Linked DNA regions of Mus musculus: region 2 is linked to region 1. A link is a loop called in an ENCODE intact Hi-C map of the cell type or tissue named here. Cell type or tissue: left cerebral cortex. All regions are shown on one strand. Links, peaks and the distances in the headings refer to the core of each region. The heading gives the core; the rest is flanking DNA.

Region 1 (2,905 bases), core at 307-2,806:
CCAGTCACACACACACATCTTGGGCCTGGGACACCAAAGTTCTAGGGCTTACCTAGAAAGGTGGCGTCACTAACCACTAGTCCCCCATCGCTGACACCCAGCCCCTGAGCAGACATCAGACGACTCTGGCACAATCTGAAACCAACTTGTTTGTTTCCAAAAAACAAAACAAAACAAAACAAAACCTCCCCCTAGATCCAGCCTGACTACTGCCCCTCCCCTGAGAACACTCTTCCGATTCCAACATGGGGCTGCAGTGCAAGCTAGCAAAGTGTTCTCCACCCCTAAACAAATGGGCAGCTGCTTAAACCCCCCTCGTGTGCCCTCCACCCACCCCTGCCCCTTGAAGGCCAGGCTGAGGGCATGACAGCACCATTGTCCCTGGGTGATTAATTGTGGTAATAAAGGGCTGCACTGACCTTCAAAGGCTAGCCAGGCTGTGGGAGCCTAGGCTCTGTGCACACAGGAAGCCCATGGGGGCCCCAAGGCCTCTTAGACACCAGCACCTATGCTCTAAAGGACCCACTGTGTGCCAGGTCAGGAACTCAACATGTGGCTTCTCCTACTGTAAGATGACAGATACCACCCCTGCTACAGAGACAGAGAGAGAGACAGAGACAGAGAGAGACAGAGAGACACAGAGATAGAGAGACACAGAGAGACAGAGAGAGACAGCGAGAGACAGAGAGAGAGATTGATTCATGTCTGAGGAGAGCAAGAGCTGAGCTAAGGCAGGAGCCTGCCCAGTGTCAGCTTCCAAAGAGATCTGAAGGGACAGTGAGGGGGGACAAACCATGCCCCCTCAGCCTCTGTCTTCCTACCTGAAATATGAGAACGGTGTCATAGAGATTTGGGTAGGACACAGGCAAAGCTGGGGCAAGAAACAGGAAAGGAGAGCAGAGACCACAACTTGCCCTTTTCTTTATCTCTGTCTCTCTCTGTCTCTGTCTCTGTCTCTCTATCTCTGTCTCTGTCTCTGACGCATACATTGTGCACACACATATACAGACCACAGAAGGATCACTGTATCTCTCCTTATCAATCCCCACTCTATTCCCTTGAGACAGCGTGTCTCTCTGAATCTGGAGCTGGACCCATGGCCAGCGAACCCCAATAATCCTCCTCCCTCCACTGCACCCCTCACAGCACTGGGGTTGAAGGTGCACAGGGCCGTGTTTGACTTTTTACAAGGTCACTGGGGATTTGAACGCAGATCCTCATGCGTGTACCTCCAACTCGTACCACACGAGCTTTATTCCCAGCCCAGAGGTCTGAGAGTAGAAAACTGAGGCAAACCCAAGCCAGGTGGTGACTCATGCCTGTCATCCCAGCACTTGGATGGCTGAAGGAGGAAGATCAGAAATTCTCTGCCAGCCTGGATTGCAGGGCGAGTTCCAGGCTAGTCTGGACTGCAGAATGAGACCGTGTCTCAAACTGCCAGAGACAGAGACTGAGAGAGAAAGGAAGAGGCAGAGAAAGCCACCCACCACCTGTGCAATGTGAGACAGCTCACACAGAACGGGAGGGAACACACTTGCGTGTCTATCCCCATAACAGGGCCAAGATGTGTATGTCATGAGCTCACATCCTTGAGCTAAGAACTGCATCTGTCCCATCCTCGGACTTGCCTGGGCACAGACCTTTTTGTTGCCCCTTCCCAACACAGACCAGCCCTCACTACTAGCTAAGCCCATGGGAGGAGCTCAGCTCTCAGGCAACCCCAGACAGAGGGCAATGCCAGTGGTTCGCTTTTTACAAATCAGCCAACATAACCAGAGAGAAGAGCTATGTTCTCTTGTAGGGACAGCTGCCATAACTCTCTCTGCCTCCTGCTCATCCTCCACGAGTCCACCCCTGCACACACACTGACCCCTGGGGCCGGCCACTCACAGGCGAGGACAGACAGCGCCTCCGAGATTCTTCCTGGTTTTTCACTCCGGATTCCTGAGCTCAGGACCTGGCCTGCTGATGGCCCCTGTTCCCTCCTTCTGGCTCTCTGGGCAGCTCTCTGGGGCTTTTGAAGGTGCTAAATACAGGTTACAGGGGTCATGGGTCAGAGCCCTTCCTTCAGGGAAGTTTGGCTTGAATCGTCCGTGAAGTAGTTATCTTTCAGTGGGGTGGACAGGGGTGAGAGGCAAATTTCTTAAATGACAGTGGCTATCCCTTCCCCCACCTACCTAGTGTACACATACACACACACATCTGGATTTCCTGTTTTCCTTTCTCCCAATTCTATCCTTAAGCCACAAAACATAAAGGGAGCAGGGGCAAGAACAGAGCAGAGACAGGACTGGCCTGGATGCCTGAAAACTTGTCGTAGCCTAAACTTTTATCTATCTGTCTGTCTGTCTGTCTGTCTGTCTGTCTATCTATAGTATTTTCTTTCTCCTGGACATAAAGACTTGGGTCACAGTTATTCCATTGACAAGCAGCAGGGGCAGGATTTGAACCTGCCCTGGTCTACAGCAAAGGTGGGGTGAGACTAAAGCTGCCCTGATAGAAGAATGATCCAATCCATCTAAGCCCTCTGCGCCATCCGCAGGCCTAGATGGCCTGGGACGGGGGCTTTTCCACTGCAGGGATAAGGGAAAAGTGAGAGAGTGGGGGTCCCCAGCAGAGAAGGCCACAAGGAATCAGAGGACTCCGGCTCAGGCTGCTGGTCCAAGGTCTTTTCTCTCTCCTTCCTGCTATCTCTATCCTTAAGGGGAAGACTCCTCCCCAGGGGAGGCTAGTCAATTCCCCAGCATTCCCAGGAGAGGACTGTTCTGAAGGGGGGGGGGGCACATATTGTGTCTGAGGTTGGGAGGGAAGAGCCTCAGTCCCCAGAAGAAGCAGCTGACCCTCTGGATCTCAGGAAGGTTCTAGAATCAAGGAGTACTCACTGAACACTTGTCTATTGCAGTGT
Region 2 (2,905 bases), core at 222-2,721, 53 kb before region 1:
ATGGAGTGCACCCAGACTGCCTGGGGTCCAAAGAGCTTTAGAGAAGGTAGGACCTGCCACCGAGCACTCCAAGGGACAGTAGGGATTGACAGTGTAAGTGATGACCCTACAGGGTGAGAGGGCACAGTCACCCAGAGGGGTCAAATAAGCATATCCTCAAAGACCTGCTCTGTGGGTCCCAGGCCTCCGGTGACCTCCTGGAGATGCCACCCTATAGGAAAGAGGCTCTGGGCTAAGTGGTTTTCCCAGTGGCTTGTCCTGCACAGACTCAGGGGCAGGAGAACGGGTCAAGGGCAGACACACAGGTTCTATAAGCCTTGGGCAGAACAAAGTTCTCATACTTAACGGCTGTGTGTCTGAGTGGGTGTGGACAGCCAGGAAATCCCATGACCTCTGAAATCCTGGGGAAAGGGTTTGCGAGGGTGGCTGAGTCAGAGGGTGCACTGGAGGCTGAGGGGATCTCTGCCAGGGACATGCCCTCCCTTGAGCCTGGCTAAGAGGTGGGAAAATAGGATCCTGTTCTCACGAGCCTCCTCAGTTGCCCCTCCCTTCAAACCTCTTCTTAGCCACTCACCTGCATGCTGTCTCCAATCCAGAGAACTATGGAGACGTGGGGCAGAGCTAAGAACCCATTTGTCAGATAAAATCAGTGAGGTCCACAGAGAGCGATGCCTCCACCATATCTCCTAGCTAGTGGTCAGGGATCCAGCAGGCTAGGGCCTGCCTGGTTCATGGCTAAGATCACCAGCCATGGATTCCCAAGGACCGAGTTGACTCATCCAAGCCCTTTGGAGGATCCTACTCCAGGGTCATGCAATCACCTGTTTCTTGGGGAGCCTGAGGAGGGGGGGGGCATAGAACACCACCTTTGATACCTAAACTTTATAAACTGAGTACTTGGTCCAAACCAGAGCCAAGGGTGGGGTGGGGCAGGGCAGGCTGTCCACAGGTTCTGCTGGTGGGATTTCTTTTTTTAGGTTGGATGGAACCCTGTGGTCCACCCCAAGATGGCAAAGATATTATATGTCTTTGGGGAGGTGTGAAGTGAGATCTGAGGTTGGGTGGATGCCCCTGGACCACTTTGTGCTGTCTGTCTGCCTAGCTCACAGACTCACCCTGCCTCTGGCATCTCTGTCAGGTTAGGATCAATAGCAGGGTGCTGGATTTTTAGGATGTGGAGACACCTAAACACTGAACTACATCTGTGCCTTTCAGATCTTCGAGATGGGTGTCCCAATGCAGGGGCTTCAGGGTGAACTCAGGATCTTGGTCTGGGAGACCCCACTGTTCCCAATGATGTTTGATTCCCAACCAAGATCCAACGCTCTCACCTAGACGATGACACTGTCGGTCATCCTGCCCACCACAGAGAGAGCCTGCTTCCCCTTGGAGGAAGCTGGGCCCTAGGAACCAGCTCACCAGCCCCTTCCCTTCTGGAAGAGGCTCCTGAAGGAGTTTGACTCTCTCCGTACTGCCCTTTACCAAGATGGGCCAGCTCAGAAAAGATGGTGGGAGGGGAAGAAGGAGAAAGGAAGGTACGGAGAGGAGGTGGTACCTCAGAGACCTCATATACACATACTCTCTACAACTGACACTCACACAGGACAGTGGCCAGACCTGATGTCACCCAAGAACTCCGAAGGGCTCCAGCAAGGGCTTCTTGTGGTCTGAACTTTCTCTGCCAGCTCAGTTCCTCCTGTCCTTTGGGAATTCAGCAATATTGTATATTGCCCGGGGCAGACAACATTTATATACTCATTTATCATCTAATGAATGGGCCATGGGACATTGCTGTGGGCCCAAAGTATGTGTTGTTATCCTCTGCAGCCTCAGTGTTTGCTTCTGGTCCACTGTCTACAATGAGCTCAGAAGTGCTCGCTGAATTCACAAATAGGGCTCTAATGATATTTATTGAGTGTTTATTATGTACCGGATACTAAGTCGATCACTAGGATGTTCTGAAGAATAACCTCAGATCCCTCTCAGAGCTGTCAATCAAATATGTAGACAGAGAAAGAGCATAACTTCTCACCCTGGAGACCACTGTGGAAGTTCCCAGAACCGACATCAGGCAGCACAGAGTCGCCTATAAACTATAGTTCCAGGGGATCCAGTGCCCTCTTCTGGTCTCTTTGGGCACCTGCGTACACAGCCTCATGTAGGCACATACACACGTAAAATGGAAAATAATGAATTCTTCTTTTGCTTTTTGTCTGTTTGTTTGTTTTTTCTTTTCTCAAGACAGGGTTTCTCTGTGTCACCCTGGCTGTTCTGGAACTCACTCTGTAGACCAGGCTGGCCTTGAACTCAGAAACCCACCTGCCTCTGCCTCCCAAGTGCTGGGATTAAAGGCATGAGCCACCACCCCCCAGCTATGAACTCTTCTTTAAAAATATTTTAGGCCGAACATGTTTCTGGGTGCTCTTAATCCCAGCACTTGGGAGGCAGAAGTATGTGGATCTATGTGAGTTCAAGGCTATCCTGGTCTACAGCCAGGGCTACACAAGAAGGAGACTCGGGAGGGGGCAGGGCCTCCTGCAGCCCTTTGTTGGAAGGGGTGTGTGTTGTGCCCGATGGCTCTGAAGGCCATGGACCCTGCCAGCTAACAGACAGCTCGGCCCAGGGAGCTTTTCCCATAATGGGATTTGCTCAATGGGATTTGGCCTGGAACATCAAGTCAAATCCACATCTGGGGTAGGTGTGAATAGTGACTCTGAGTCCCTGGAGGCTCCTGGATCAAGTGGTTTCCATTTCATCTGCAGGAGGGCAACTTCCCAGGAAACAGACAGGGCACAACCTAGGAGATCCCAGGAGGCCACCATAGAGGAAAAACCTCCGCCACCAAGGTTGTACCTGGTCACTGCAGCGGTTCCTCTAGCAAATGGGTATTCTACCCCTAATCTGT

What was found. Hi-C counts contacts between places; a loop is a spot of excess contacts. Peaks named below come from ENCODE experiments on the same cell type or tissue, not always from the same donor. Only the 100,000 strongest peaks of a DNase experiment are listed, where the experiment ranks them.
Region 2: it touches region 1 in a loop (2.5-fold over the local background); 1 of 42 quality-filtered maps calls a loop at or near these places.

Annotation. Positions count from the first base shown.
Region 1 is chr4:139,803,802-139,806,706 of GRCm38, forward strand. The region is part of intron 4 of Pax7 (paired box 7); the gene reads right to left. Among named protein-coding and RNA genes, the nearest start is that of Pax7, 28 kb to the right of the region's middle. In left cerebral cortex, for the core only: no CTCF peak of the experiment used is centred there; a DNase peak (open chromatin) is centred at 1,388.
Region 2 is chr4:139,751,238-139,754,142 of GRCm38, forward strand. The region is part of intron 7 of Pax7 (paired box 7); the gene reads right to left. Among named protein-coding and RNA genes, the nearest start is that of Gm42334, 18 kb to the left of the region's middle. In left cerebral cortex, for the core only: no CTCF peak of the experiment used is centred there; no DNase peak of the experiment used is centred there.